2 separate regions of the Homo sapiens genome follow, and region 2 is linked to region 1. A link is a loop called in an ENCODE intact Hi-C map of the cell type or tissue named here. Cell type or tissue: OCI-LY7. All regions are shown on one strand.

Region 1 (8,000 bases):
CGTCAATTTTTTTTAAAAAAAAAAGGAACAAAAACTAACAGGTGTTAAGGATGTGACATTGGAACCCTTGCATACTGTTAGTGAGAATGTAAATTGATGCAGCCATTATGGAAAACAAAGGGGTCCTCAAAAGATTAAAAATAAAATTATGATCCAGTGATACTGCCTCTGGGTGTATAGCCAAAATAATTTAAAACCGGATCTCAAAGAGATATTTTCACACCCACGTTCTTTGCAACATTATCCAAAATAGCCAAGAGGTAGAAGCAGCCCACGTGTCCATTGACAGATGAATGGCTAAAGAAAATGTGGTGTATACATACAGTGGAATATTATTCTACCTTTAAAAAGAAAGAATTTCTGTCACATGCTACAACATGAATAAACCTCAAGGACATTATGCTAAGTGAAACAAGCCAATCACAAAAGGACAAATAGTGTGTGATTCTGTTAATACTCGTATGAAGTATCTAAAGTAGTCAAAATCATAGAAACAGAAAGTAGAAAGGCAGTTATCAAGGTCTGGGTAGAGGGGAAGGGGGGCAATTAGTGTTTAGGGAGTATAGCATTTCAGTGTTGCAAGATGGAAAAGTTCTAGACATACACTTAGCATTGCTGAACTGTACACTTAAAAATGGTTAAGATGGAAAATTCAATGTTTTTTTACCACAGATTTTAAAAAGCAATGTTTCATTGCCTAATTTTATATTTGGTTAACAATTTTACTGATTGTTCTATGTCCCAGGCACTTTCAATTATTATTCTTTCAGTGACCCAGTAAATTAGGAACTTGTTCCCCATTTTAGAAATTAGGAAATAGACACTGAAAGGTTTAGAAACTTATTTCTGTTAGACCTTACATGTGGTATAGCAAAACTGTGTTTACCTAACTGAATGAGTTGTCCAATACTTGCATATACACAGTGTTTCCAAAATAAAAGAATGGGTCCCTAGAAAGCAAGGCAAGAGAATTGAGACTAAAATAATGAATATTTGAGGATAAATTTGGCAAGTTTGCTACTTGGAATATCACTTTTTTGGGCATGTCTAGTTCCAAAACCACTGAGTGTATTGCACCTGTTGGATTTGTTGAAAATGCAGATGGTACAATCAAATGTAAAGGGAAAGGAATATAGTTTGAAAGTTTTTATGAAGACATGTGCTGCCTAATCTGCGAATTGAAAGCATCTTTTAAAAACTTACTTCTCGTCATATTCCTAGGTGGTAGTGAATATGTGGGTAGAAAAATGAGAATGTTTCAGATAATGCTAATGAAGTTAAATGATTGCAGTCTACCATATTGTGAGGAAAAGTTGTTAGCCATGAAAGATGAGGACAGAATTAAAATATTACCATGACTGGCATTTGATTTGAAAACTACAAAGATAAGCTTAGGTTCCTATTTATGAAAACCATTCTCACAGCCCAGTGAAATATCTTTTAAAAGGTTCGTAGTTACCATGGATACTTGTTAGCTTTGATAGAGTATCCATATTCAGTCATCTGAGGTGAAGAAGCCAAAAAACCCATCAACTAATGTCACAAATAGCTTCATCTGTAAATTTGTACTAGTTTGGGGATGGAAAGGCTAAGTTTCCTGAAGATTAGATTGTTGGTTAATTGTCACTGCTTGGAAAGCAAAATATTTAGGATGTACATTGCCTGAATTTGATCCTAGTATTCACTATTGATATGTAACTTTTTCATTTAACTAGTACACGGCATTTCTTAGATTTTAACATAGGAATTTAGATGGTTAGACCTTTCTGAAAGTTGATGAAACCTAGGCAGTATACTCAATTTCTGAAAGCCGTAGAGACACAGACAATATTGAAGGTATTGGTCCCCATGGTAACATATTTGCATTTGGCCCAGCATGGCTGGTTTCTGCCTAGCTTCTTTTAATTGCTATATATTGACAGCCATTTTCACAATTATTTATAAAATGTCGGATAAGTGAGCATGTGTACAAGGGAGTGCACACCATACCTTAAGCTTGATTAGATACTTCAGATGACAAAGAGCTCTCTGCATGAAGAGTTACTGAGGTATTTTTATCATTTCCTAATGTGCCTGTCACATAGTAGAAGCAAAAAGCCTTTCAAGTTATTTAAATATTTTCCTCAATTCTCTTTCAAAACAGGTGACAAAAGAGCTGAAACAGTATGACAACAAAATTATAGAATGCAAATTTGAGAACAACAGCTGGGTCTTCATGAGACAGAGAACAGACAAAAGTTTTCCTAATGCCTACAACACTGCCATGGGTGAGTATGACAACTTACCAGTGCTTATTATATTTAAAACAAAAATTAAGGTGTTAGACCCAAAGTGTGCTGCCTTTGTTGTTTTGCTTAATGGGGCATAGTCATTTGGACTTCATCCTTGTTTGATGGGAAAGATACGTCAAGTCTGTATTCTGTTTGGCTCCAGTTGGCTTGTAGGTTCTACTCTCTAAACTGGTGATCTTGTGCCCATGCACCCAAAAGAGAAGTTTAAAGGGCAGGATACTGGGCTGTATACAAGTTGAATTTATTGAACAACAACAACAACAGAAACCATGATAATTTCAGATCTATTCAAAACTATAAAAACCATTGTTTGCCAGATGGTAAAAGACAAAATTATCAGGGGAAAATGTAATTTCCAGCTCTTAAAATAGCTTTATAAACAATGGAGAACAAAGTAAACGAAAACCATTTAAAAAGACAAAATCTGCTATGCTATTCTTCAGAGTGTTCTTTGGGTACAATATGAATGCTTTGGGAATTCAGAATAGTAAGTTTCTTTCATGGGGAACAACACAAATTAATTGAAGTTTATAAGGTATACCACTACCAGTAGCAGTTGTTGTTCTGGATTGCATTTTTAGTGGAGTTGAAAAAAGGTAAAAACCAAGATAACAGGTTAATCAAACTTTACTTTTAGAATGTGCAGTTGATGAGGAGGATGATGATGATGATATGATAAGCTAATGAGAAAATATTGAAATTGCCAATTTCAGCTTTGCAGTTTAAAAGTTACTGTTGTACATTTAGGAGTTCTCATTGGAACTAGCATCCATGTTCAGACAAGATGAGTTAATTTCAAAAGTCAGGATGATTAAGCCAATGTCTTTTCTTCTAAGACCAAATAGGTAAATAAAATGAAAAGGACTGGCACTAAATTTTGATAAGAGAAGATAATATGGTCTGCTAGCTACAATGAAACCACCTATTCAACAGGAATGGTGGCTGGTGCCATGTTTTATGTTTCGTAGAGTAGACTTCTTTCTGAGAGAAAGATTGAAGGACTATAGTGCACGTTTTCTGTAGAAGTTTTAGTTGAATACAGACTATGGTGCAATGTGTTGTGTTAGATTAAAATCCCATAAAAACTGGTTTGGGAGGGATAGAAAACCGTGGGGAAGACATGCTTATAGCCCAAACATTTAAAGTTTTGGTTTAAAATTAATACTGCAGTAAAGAGTAGCCATTAGACAAGCACATATTTTGGGTGTAGGGTAGGGAGGAGATAGTTCAATGTGAAGCACATCACTCAAATGGGTAAAATGGAAAGTATTTAGTATATTGGGATGAAAACCTTTCTCATAAGCCTGTGGTGAGTCAGCTGCCTTAATTAACCCTCACATGAGACCTGTCTCCCTTTGTCCACAGCTGTGTGTAACAGCATCTCAAACCCTGTCACCAAGGAGATGCTGTTTGAGTTCATCGACAGATGTACTGCAGCTTCTCAAGGACAGAAGCGAAAACATCATCTGGACCCTGACACGGAGCTCATGCCACCACCACCTCCCAAAAGACCACGCCCTTTAACCTAAGACCTGCCTGTGACTTGAGGGTTAAGAAGAAAGAGGAATGAGGAAAAAACGCTGTTGCCCATTTTTGTAGCCAGAGAAATTGAAAAACGACTGTGGCTTGATGTTGATACACATTTGAATTTTTTTTAAAAAAAGAAAGTTATCGTAGCCAGCCTGTAAATACTTGATGCATTCGTTTCCTCAGTGCTGCAATACATCGTGGACTTAAACATCTTATTTATCTGATAAACTCAGCCTTACCTTGTGGAATCTGAAGATTGAAATATCCAAAGGTTTAAACAAGATGGAAATCAATGAAAAAGAGGCCTTGTTTATATATGGGTAGCTTCACATTTAATTTATAAAGTTAACAATCTGGAAACTGTGAGCCCATAAAACAGTATTTTTTAGAAGTTGTGTTACAACTGTAGCAAATTTTCCTTTTAAAAAATCCAGGCAATGGCATTAAACATTCTTGCTATCATTTACCATGGATTTCCTACATTTCTGAGATCCCTGTATTCAAAAACAAATGACAGGGTTGTTAAGTTGTACTATATTAAACAACTTGGTCTGGTTTATATCATTTTAACAAGTTTTTTGGAAATGTAAAAGAAAAAAGTAAAGCTCCATTTTTGTGAATTGCATTGTTTCTAAAGGAAGTATTTTGAGTATTTTCATCTGTTTGTATTGTTTCGACTATGATATCAGATATCCAGTGTGTCCATTCTGGCAGTGGTTTTGAGTTACTTCATGGAACTTGGACATACACCACCAGGTCCTTTATGTGTTGTTCTCCTGGGAGACTTCTTTTTTTAAATGCCAGGGCTACTTCTGCTTTACCTCAGTGGTATCAGCACATTGTAAATTACGTTAAAACACACAACTCACTGTGATCTATGGGAGTGATATCAAATACAAACGATGTTGTGTTCCTTCTCTCGAACAAAACAGCAAAGGGAATGCCAGCTAACTTCTTTGATTAGAAGGTAATGTCATGGAATAGAATGCTGTCACCAGAAAATGCTCTCCCACTGCTAGATAAATGCAGAGGCAAAGTGTAGACATCTGTAGGAACTAAATATCAAGGAAATCAAGACATTTATTTTCAAAGCGAGAATTCTATCTACATTCTATTCTGCGGATGTTATTTCTGTTATACATCTGAATTTTAAAATGTTTACTGATAGATAATGGATTTAAAGGGCGGCTAATTGATTGTCTGCCATTGTTGATAAACTGTTCTAATTGGTTTGTGAAAGAACTCTGAGAATTAGCTAAATGGAGGCTAGTGTATTTATTTTTAGAGGTACATGTTTTAAGTAAATGTATTTAAAACAAATTTTCATGGTCTGAATTGTATATGTAAATGCATATCTGTGTAAGTATATGCAAGTGTATATTCTTCTACTGATTCAGTCAGACACGAAATCCAACTGAATTACCCGGTAGACTGAATATCTGACGGGATTTCTATATGGACATAGCACAGATGAACCAAAAATGTATTTATATTCACCTGAGTTTTAATGTTTTTAAACAAAGTTTTCTCCTGCAGTGCTTTTCTATATGAAATAGTTGAGTCAAGCTTGGGCTTTTTTCTTCGTTGTTCCCAAGTCATGTAATGTATAGTGAATTTATCCAAAACGCCATTGTAACGTTTTTTACTAGAGTGTTTTTGCACATTTGGGCGCTAAAGGGATTAAAACAACTGATGCCACAATGACTATTGAAGGAGGGAAAATTCTCAAGGTTCCATAGTATCTTTTACAAAATGGATTAAAAAAAAAATGCCTATGCAACTTCAAATAGTCTGATGCCTGCTTCCCCAGGACGAGTGACTCTTCCACGGTGTGCTGCTTTCCCTCCGAGCCTGTGGAAAGGCAGAGCCCTTTTGCAGATACGAAAGCAAGCTTTTGCCAATGATCTTTAATGGAGTTAAAATGTTTATGGTAATTGTAACCTTTCAAATGAGTTACGTGAAAAGAGCATCTCACTTTTAATACACCCAGATATTTTCTTCAAGTCTTTGTGCATTTTAGCAGGACTTAATTTTCTTAATTTATTCTTTCCTTTCAATTATAGTGACATAGAGTAGTTGGCCTTATAAGTAGATCCCATTTAGCCCCTGAACATAATACCATCTGCAGTATTATAAAAGTCATTTAGAAGGTCAGGGGGATAATCTAGAGGCAGGATTTTGGACATTGTGAAGGAAATGTGCTCCTTCTCAGCTCACTTCAATAACTATTTTCTGAGACTGAAGTTTTTTAGACAAGAATAAGAAAACTTTGCTTTCTTCAGTTATCACATGTGAAAGCTTTTGCTTTTTGTTAGGAAAAGGTGTGGATGACTCTACTGCGTGGATGGTTACATTTGCTTTCCGTGAAATGCTCAGAAAATGTCAGGACATTCCTTTTCCAATTGTGTGTCAGTGCGTATTGTAATAAAACTACTGATTTAAATTAGCATAAGTGTATCTACTTTGTTTTACTGGTGATACTCTTGTGTCCCTTCTATTGCTGGCATCACATCCTACTGCTGTCAGCCACACCCAGTGTAATCCATCTGGCTTTGTAGAGATTAGCATAAAGACTTGGAAAGCCTCTATTTTTCTTTCTGAGAAACTGAGAAATTTGATTGACACAGGGGGGTGTAGTTTGAACCTTTTATTTTTGAAGTGGAGAGGAATGGGAGAAAGCACATCTTTATATGATGTTTATATTATTTCTCTTCATCTAATCTTAGCAGTCTACTGTATGAGTAGATATTCTGTTACATTATTTTTAATGCATTTAAATTTTTTAGAATACTCAGCAATAGCAATAAATATTCTGAAATGATGAAGTCGTGAACTACCAAATTTTTTTTTGCATTGCATTTTTATAGTATGGAATTTGCCATCTTTAAATGTTTAAATAATACCACCATTTTGAACTCTGCATATAGTTTTTCCTGGCCAAAAAAATAACCTTGGAAGCCAAGAAGCAAATACTCCCAAGTGGGAGGACACATGTGGTGGAGAAAACTCTGGACTAGACTCACACAAGTCCAGGCTCTGCCTCCTGTTGGCTCTGTTCTGTCTAGATCCTCCCACACACACACCCCCATCCACCCCTGCCATTTTGTTCCATCTATAAAGTGGCAAATCCCATCTGTCACACTGGGCTAGATTATTTAAAAGCCTTTCCAGGTCTAACCATGATTCCTGTGTTAAAGACAGTACTTTGAAAATCTCCCATATTCACCATAATAGCAGTATAACCATTATTGATTATTCACCAACTACCAAGACTGTCCTAAACATAACCACTCTATGCAGGCAGGTACTGTTACCAACCCCACTTTTAGATGAGGAACCTGAGACTAAGTTGTGAGCTGAGATCCAGACATAGGTCTTTTTACTCCAGCACCTACATTTTTGCACAGTCCTCTCCCAAAGGCTTAGTTACATACAGTCCCTTTGTGGAAGACTGATTTCATGCCAGGGGGTCCCAAACTAAGACATTTTTTGGGTGCTAACAGGGTAATAGGCTTTAAGCACTTCTCTCTAATAAAGAAGGTGAAGTTGGGAGCACAGAAGTAAATACACTTTAGGGCCTTATTTAACTATTTATTTAACAATACTTAAATGTGAGTGACTAAGCAGCCATGAAGGGGAAGTTTAATGTTCTCATTAAGATGCTAAATTCTAAAGAGGTAATTAGGAAGAAATAAGTGATTAAATTACACACTGGGCTAACATTTTCCTGATTGTCTCATAGTTAGCTGTCAACTCTGCTGCTTTGGCAGGTCATTGTCAGCCTTGGTTAATGCAGATGGGCCCCTTCCCTCACCTGACTGATGTCAGGTGACCACTCTGCAGTATCAGGAAGGTGGTAGTGGAGCAGACTCTGAGCAGGGGCCACCTGGTCTCCAGATTTCACATTTCCCAAAACCAGGGCATGGATCCGGGGTTGCCAAATATTTTGCCATGTCAGGGCATTAAAAAAACAAATTATCTTGCCATTATTTAGTAAAACTAAGGAACTCTTAACACACAAAAAGGAAGTAGGACATATTTTAGAAGACAGGCCTTTATATAGAAGAAATTTTGTTTTATGAAAGATTCACTCCATTGTCCTTTGCTTGTATATTGCCTCCCTAGCTGATGAAAACTTTTTCATGAACTGGTGTTGGGAATCACTGCAGAGGTGGAATT
Region 2 (8,000 bases), 430 kb after region 1:
CTTTGAGTTCTGCACTTTAATTTCTTCTCAGAAGACTTTCCTTCATTCCACTTAACCCATTAGTTTAACACAGATTCACTTCAATGCACAATTAAATTTCGCTATAGTGTGAAGGAGTTTAGAGATAAATGACATATAGTTGAGGGAGAAAACATTACAACTATAAGCTTAGGTTAATCAATTCTCTTGGCATGTCTAAAACAATAAATTCTTTCAAGTGGCCCCTGTTGACACTTCTCTTTCAGATGACAAGAACTCCATAAATGGGAAGTTTCATTTCTAATTCAGTGACTTTTTGTTAGTTTCTTTGGCGAAGGGAGAAGGGGAAAAGAGGATAGAGTTATTGACCCCTTTGAGAATCTGATGCTTGCTAAAGATCTGATCTTCTCCCCACAGAGGCAGAGACACAGAGACACATGCATTTTTACACACAATTTCAGAGGCGCATGGACCTCTCCTGTTTTACTTCATTTCTGCTTTCCAGTCCAAGGACAATTTCTTGCCTTTGAGCCCCTTTCTGCTCTGAAAGAATAAAGTCCAGATTGAACCCAGCAACAGAATGATTTATTTTGGCTTCCAAAAAAAAAAAATCATAATCTTTTCAGACCTGTCCTCACCCACCCCAACAGTGGCTGTGGCCTCTGAGTCTACCCAGGACTTTCTCTCTAACCTGACCTTCTGTATTAGGCTGTCCTAGCACTGCCAAAAAGAAATACCTGAGGCTGGATAATTTATAAGAAATGAGGTTTCCTTGGCTCACAGTTCTGCAGGCTAAACAGGAAACACATCACTGGCATCTGCTTCTGGGGGCTTAGGAAGCTTAAAATCATGGCAGAAGGTGAAGTGGGAGCAGGCACATCACATGGCAAAGGCAGGAGCAAGAGAGAGAGTGGGGCAGTGGGGAGCCGCACACTTTTAAATGACCAAGTCTTACAAGAACTCACTATCTGGAGGCCAGCACCAAGGAAATGGTGCTAAACCATTCATAAGAAATCCACTCCCTTGATCCAAACACCTCCCACCAGGTCCCACCTGCAACACTGGGAATTGCATTTCAGCATGAGACTTGAGTGGGGACAAATATCCAAACTATTAATATATCACCTTCTAAAACGCTTTCCTGTGCTTGCTTCCTCACTTGCCATCTCTGGAATACCAGGCTCTTCTCTTAACTGCCTCAATGCTACAAGAAGTGTCCCTGGCACTTAGAAGTTCAGTTCAACCCTCCTTCCCCTTTACAATTGCTCCTGTGGGGAGCCACAGTAATGACAGGATAATGACAATTCCACAGTCTTTCCTAGCAAGCTTTAAACCACTCAAGGCCGCTCCATTTACATTTTAACAGGAGAATCATTAGTCCCTTGATGGAGAGAGTTTAGCTCTTCAATTCACTGCAGCTTTTTTTAAGCAGTGGGGAACATTTTATCACAAACTCAGATAAAGAAGATAAAGTGTGACTTAATAGCTCCCTTCATGCATATATTTCATTAGAGACTACTCTGTTTTCATAGCTACCAAGAATCACATTATTTTCATAACTTGAAAATAAGTTCAATCAGCATATTTCTTATCCAACCATTTACTTTTTCCCACAAAAGTGACAGGATGTGAGAGTTAAGATTCTGCATATTAAAGTCCAAAGCACTCTTGGTTTTTTCTTATTTTTATTGATAAATAATATAGAAAGCTGATTAAAATTACATTGCATAAATATACCTTTATACATGACATGCATAGAATACTTAATTACACATTTAACTATAAATATAAAAATCTTATTTTTCCAGAGGAGAAGTAACTTTGAACAATTCTAATTATTGATGATCTCATTTTAGGCTATATGTACCTTATTACCAAGCACATTTTGTGGTTATTTCCCTTTTTTGTGCTACTTTTTTTCTTTGTATGTCCCTTAAAGAATTATTAAGGATAATGATTACTGAAATGTGTGTCATGTTAAAAAAAAATTATTCTCACACTTTTGTTAAGAACAGTAAGGCAGACTTTACTCAGGATTCCTTCAATGGGGTTTTGCAGTAGAGGAGAGAAATTGGGCTTGTTCCAAATACAGCCAGGAAAAGTGGGAATTTACAGCCAATGAGCAGAGTTGGGGGGTTCCACGGATGGAACCTCACTAAAAGGGTAGTTATATTAATCTGTTTTCACACTGCTGTGAAGAACTGCCTGGGACTGGGTAATTTACAAAGCAAAAAGGTTTAATTGGCTCACAGTTCCACATGGAAGCCTCAGAAAACATAATCATGGTGGGGGGGAAAGCAGGCACATCTTATATGGTGGCAAGAGAGAGAGGACATGAAGGAGGAACTGCCAAACGCTTATAAAACCACTGGATCTTGTGAGAACTCACTATCAGGAGAACAGCATGGGGGTACCATCCCCATGATCAAATCACCTCCCTCCAAGCCCCTCCCTCGACACATGGGAATTATGGGGATTACAATCTGAGATGAGATTTGGGTGGGGACACAGGGCCAAACCATATCAGTAGGGTAATTCTTCACTAAACTGACATAACAAGATTCTTCTGAAGGCAGGCCAGGGTGATTAGATGTCACCTGGGACATGGTGGGGGATGGGTACAGGTAATTTGATTAGATATGGAGGGTGGAAGACTCTGTGTAAATCGACTTGACAGGATTCTTGCCCAAACTGGACTCTACCGCAAGGATGGAGACAGAAGCCCAAGGTGGGTCTAGTCAAGCAGAGGGCTCAGAGGAGCCTTATTAAAATTTTGTCAAGGAGAAAATCTTTGTTAGTCAATACAAGATATGCCTTTTAATGTAGAACTATTCAAGAATTCCCTATGCTTTCTTCATTTGAATAAACAAATTTAAAAAGAGATTTTTGACAAGATATTTCCTCAGTAATTTCCTCCAAATTTCTGGGAAACTAAACAGTTAGCTGCACTATTTCTCTTACCATGATAAAGCATAGAAATGAAAGGAAATGAAGAGTGGAGACAGAGATAGTATTGCCAACTGGCTGACAGATCTTTGAGAATATGATTCTGATGGGGCTGAGGATATGCTATCCCCAAATATGGCACCTTGGTGTTTGAGAAAACTGCAGAAGCAGGAACGTCTCTCTCTGACCTTCTCCCACCCTTCTCCCCTGAAGCAGGCTATTAGTTCTAGAAATGGAGTTTCTGACCTTCACCTGAATAGGCCATAAGACCTTCATGTGAGCTCTGAAGACCCAGAGAACAAACAAGCTTTGCTAAGCTCCTCCTGGTTTACCATCATTAGACCATACTTCTTTTACCCAGTCATACTTTTCCACAACTATCCATTTCTTCATCAAACTCAGGAATGAAAATACACAGGTTTCTCTGACTCTTTCGATCTTCATTTCTGAAGGCTACTGTGTCATGCAAGACTTATATTAAATAAGTTTGTATGCTTTTCTCCTATTAATCTATATCTGTCTTTTGTTATAGAAGCCTCAGCTATGAACCTAGCAATGGATAAGAAATCTTTTCTCCTCTATGGTTCTCATTGACAAGGATGATAAAGGCATTAATATTAAGTTTATTAGTGACACTTTGAATATCCCCAAACATAACAGCAAAGTTCTGAGGAGGAAAGGAGATGATCCAGGGGTCAAGTGCAGCACATCAAATCAAAGCTCTTTTCAGCAGACAAGTGGGGAGATAGGATGCATCATAGCAACCACACTTCCCTATGGTGCTTTGAATACAGTTCTCATCAAGGGCTTATTTAATTCTCTAAGTCTCTACCTGCTTCCCTCTGGGACTGCCCAGTCAAAAGCATGGGTCTGAATACATTTTACTTGTTTTTGTGTCCCAGTGCCAGCTCCTTAATGGACGATCAGTATATACTTCCTAAATGTATATATAACATCAGTTCCCTGTGAACATTTTCTTAAGACTTTTAGTTGTTAGGTTATTTTAATTAACTCTCGTATCATGGTTGCTCAATACCTACTGGGTGCCAACCTGATGGTACATGGTACATATTACTGATCCCTCTTCCTGGATTTCTCCTGAGGTGCTGTGCCTGATTAACATCTACTCACCCTTCAGTCTCAACTAAGACCCCACTTCCTTCCAAGCTCTCCCTAATCATGCTGAACCAGGTTCTTCCCTTCCAAGGTATACCTGTAGCACCCTGTGCTTCCACTTTCCTTACCATGTGAAGAGACCAACAGCCCATCAAACTGGTATGGAGATACTTCAAAGTAAAGACATCTGAGCTGCAGAAGATTCAGAAAGAAATCTTTGAATTTCCTTCATCTGACAGTGTTTTATGAGAGTCAGCTGCCCCTGAAGCCCCTTTGGGGAGGTGTCCATTCAAGAAGGTAGTGGCCTTGCACAACAGGACAATCCAAAAAAATGGTGTGAATGAGCCCCATCAGAACCTTTCAACCTTTGAAACTCTAACTTCTGCCCTTCTTATTAGAGACTAATAGACTGTCTTACTAGACTAATAGTCTAAGAGACTCTAACTGTTCTGGGAGCTACTCTCTATATAAGGTACTCCTGCATGCCTAATATATTTTTCTCCTATTAATCTGTTTATTGTCACTTAATTCACAGGCCCCCAACCAGTAGGACCTGAGTTGGGAGAGGAGAAGTTTTTCCTCCCAGCACATGACACTGTTCATTACAAATTAATTTTAACATGAATATAAGCTCAGAGAGCAGAGATTGAGTTTGTCTTACACTCATTGAATCATCTAGAAGTTTCCCTAAGTCCTTGCTTATCCTTGACTATTTTTTTACTTCATTCACACATGAACAACAAATTAATGTACTACAGTATTTTTGAATATGGAATCCGTGTACTATAGTATTTTTTTTTCCAAAGCTAACTGAGTATTTCTCAATTGAACTAGTTATTTGATCCTTGATAAATATACTCCTTATTCAAGTCCTCACCCAGCCCTCCAAATCCATTCAATGTTTCTCTACCTTGCTGTGACCACTAAAAGGCTCACAGCTGTTTTCTGCCTCTGTTGGCCCCCTTGCCTGCTGGCTCCGGGCTGGGTTCAGGCAATGGAAAGTACCAGCAGGTGATCAGAGGGCAGGAGGGGAGAGAGAGGTCAGAACTTACCTTTTCCCCATTTCCCCTAGCCCAGTGCAGAATCTCTTAACAGCAGCTGTGTCCCTTTGTGATTTTAGAACACATACAGGGCCCCTGCTCTGCTAACTTTACTTCCTCTTCTTGTTTCTTTAGCCCAAGAGACATCAACAGGTTGTTGCTAGTCTCTGGGTGCCTCACCTTCCTGTTTGCTCTTTTAATCCTTTCGGTAAGTAGTGCCTTTATTAAAGTCTCTTCATGAAACCATCAGAGGTGGTTGCTGTTTCCTGCAGGAATCCTAACAGACACAGTAGATAACTTGGTGGGTTGTTGTTGGTTTTATTTTGTGTGCGTTGCGGGCCGGGGGCGGGGGCAGGAGTAGGGGGACAGGGTGGTGAAAATGTCTAGGATTTTTACATTCTGTTAATGATTGAGCATTGTCATTGTTTTGTTATGACAAAACAACGTGAATGGGAATGTTATTCACACCTTCAATGTCCAGATGTTTACACTGAGTTTCTCTGGATCTTTTCTTATCTTAACACTTTGATCTTTGTTTCTGGCCCAACAATTCAGTTGTCTCTTTTGGGAATTCTATATTCCTTGATTGAATCTCCGTGATCTTTTCCCCATATTTTTAAATCTCACTCATCACCTCAATCTTTTACCCATTTCTTCTGTGTTCTGGGAGAGTTTTGCAAATTCTTTTGTACTTCACTAACTGATTTTCTTCTATTGGCTGCTTCCATCTCTGTTTTAAATTTGGCAGTCATGATTTTCAAATTCAGGCAATCCTTAATTATTTTAGATGTTTATTCAAGTTACATAAATGCAATTCTCTCTTGAATCTTAACAAGAAGACAAATCAGTTGTTTTTTCAAAACAGTCTACTGAAAATGGCTGTTCTCTGAGTTGGATCATCACCCTCATCCCCCACATTTTTTTGGTTTAAAAATACATTTGTAGGCAACATGATTTTTCTGTTTACCTATTGTCCAAAGAATGCTATATGCTTGCCAGTTTTGCTTATAGTTGAGTAAAACTTGAGATGGTCCCATCAAAAATATTGATATATTTGTACAAATCCTTTCAGAGGGGTATTAGGGGAAAAGCCTTCAGAAGATAGTCAGTTCTTGGGTCCAGCATGGAGGCAATCAGAAATGACCTGGAGCTTGAGTTGCTGCCAGAAACCATGTTTTATTCCTTTTTGTATTTCTAGCACAATATCTGATAATGAAGATTTGATGGATAAACAAATGACTGAGTTCAAAGTTAAAGAGTTTTAAAAGTAGTCAGTGGAATAAATTTTCCATATTAAGAAAAAAAATTAAACTTTTAAATATTCATCATTTTAGCACACTGTCAACAAAATTGTGGGTTTAAAGAAAAGATTAATTTAATGTTTTTAAGGTCCAAAGTGTCATTTTTATTAAAATGCCATTGTTTTCTAAGTTCTGAACCAGTATTCTTCTTCTCTGTACTTAGACAGAACAAATATGCAGATGAGTCATCCAACTTGCAAAGAGGCCATGGGAGGCACGATGAGGTCAAGAAAAGAGCAAACTGACTTAGTGAGAGAGACCAAAGTTCCACTGCCATCTTCCAGCTGTATGACTTGCATATGCCATTTAAATGAAGTCTGGGTTTTTTTTAATCTGAAAAATTTGCCTTATCTACCTCAAAAAAAGGGGATGAAAATGCATCTTAAGCATGAAGTGTTATGCAAATCTTGGTTGTGGTTATTACTATAATTTCATGTATTGATTTTAAACAAAATGTACTTTGAGTTGGAAGGTAAAAAATATGAAAGACTCTAAGAATGGGTAGGCGGGGAACCAAATGATCTGTGGCCACACTGAAGGTAGAAAAAAAGGAAGTGAATTTGAACTAAAGAAGCAGAAGTTGAGAAAGTACCAAAGTCTTTGACTTTCAGAGTGACCGAACACCAGCATAGTTCACCAGAGAAGATCAGGAATGCTGTCTCTTCTGAAAGGGTACCAAAAAGAGAGTAAACAGATCATTCTATATTGATCAAGGAGTGGCAAACTGACATCTGCAGAACAAATCTGATCCCCAGATGAGCTCTATTTGTTCAACAAAGATGTTGTCGTTGTTACTTTTTTTATTGAATTTGAGTGCTTTGGCGCACCTAGTCTTTCTGCCACTGTAGGTCCCACGACTTTCTGTTGCCTTATACTCAGCCCTTTAATTATTCAAGATACCTGCAGAGCCCTAGAGGCCTTTGAGGTTATCACTTCTACTGAAGGCCAGTGCCCAAGGTTGCTGCCCTGCTATCTCTCCTCCTAAGTTTTCCTAAATGTGTTCTAATGGTCACTATGCCTGCAGCCTGTCTTCTCTCCACTCCATCTAGCATATGATAAGATAAGTCCTTAAGTCTAAACTTCTCAGCCCAATATATGATACCCTTTAAGAAAAGTTTTCAAACTTCCACTTTCAGTCTCATCTCCTGACTTATTTCCACACTTTTCTCCTTTAAGTCCTCCAAACTTTCCATTTGCTAGAGACATCATCCTTATTTCTACTCTCAGCCTTACATTTGGTGTTTTCTATGACTTGAATGCTTTTTATTATTCAGAGCCAAGGTCAAATCTCATTCCTATGAGGCCTTTCCTAATTTTCTTTCACTACCCAAACACTCACTTTAGGAAGAATTAGTTACTCTTTTTTCTGTGTTTCCACATGAATCTATCCAATTCAAGGACTTCTTTGCATGTAAATCTCTATATCCATATTTCCCTACCACACTGTAAAATCTTCAAGGCCAAGGACTGCATCATATTTATTTTTGCATCTATCTCAGGTCCTAATACAATGGTTATACTATGATTGTAACTGAGTAAGAGTTATGGTGGATACACAATTTTCAGCAGATGTCCACAAAGGTAGATAAATGAAGAAACATAGGAAGAGTGCCTGTTA

What was found. A loop is a pair of places that touch in the nucleus more often than their neighbours do. Peaks named below come from ENCODE experiments on the same cell type or tissue, not always from the same donor. Only the 100,000 strongest peaks of a DNase experiment are listed, where the experiment ranks them.
Region 2: it touches region 1 in a loop (9-fold over the local background); 2 of 110 quality-filtered maps call a loop at or near these places.

Annotation. Positions count from the first base shown.
Region 1 is chr6:88,608,539-88,616,538 of GRCh38, reverse strand. It overlaps RNGTT (RNA guanylyltransferase and 5'-phosphatase), which reads left to right. Exons shown (of 16, transcript NM_003800.5): 15 at 2,144-2,267; 16 at 3,657-6,642. The coding sequence ends at 3,820. Among named protein-coding and RNA genes, the nearest start is that of RNGTT, 350 kb to the left of the region's middle. In OCI-LY7, no CTCF peak of the experiment used is centred here; DNase peaks (open chromatin) are centred at 1,978, 3,238, 3,718, 4,588 and 3 weaker places; H3K4me3 peaks cover 6,427 bases; H3K27ac peaks cover 7,866 bases.
Region 2 is chr6:88,176,980-88,184,979 of GRCh38, reverse strand. No RefSeq gene overlaps it. Among named protein-coding and RNA genes, the nearest start is that of CNR1, 15 kb to the right of the region's middle. RefSeq lists enhancers at 1,024-1,587, 6,862-7,061. In OCI-LY7, CTCF peaks have their summits at 4,745 and 4,956; DNase peaks (open chromatin) are centred at 5,099, 6,199, 6,629, 6,909 and 1 weaker place; H3K4me3 peaks cover 4,088 bases; H3K27ac peaks cover 4,353 bases.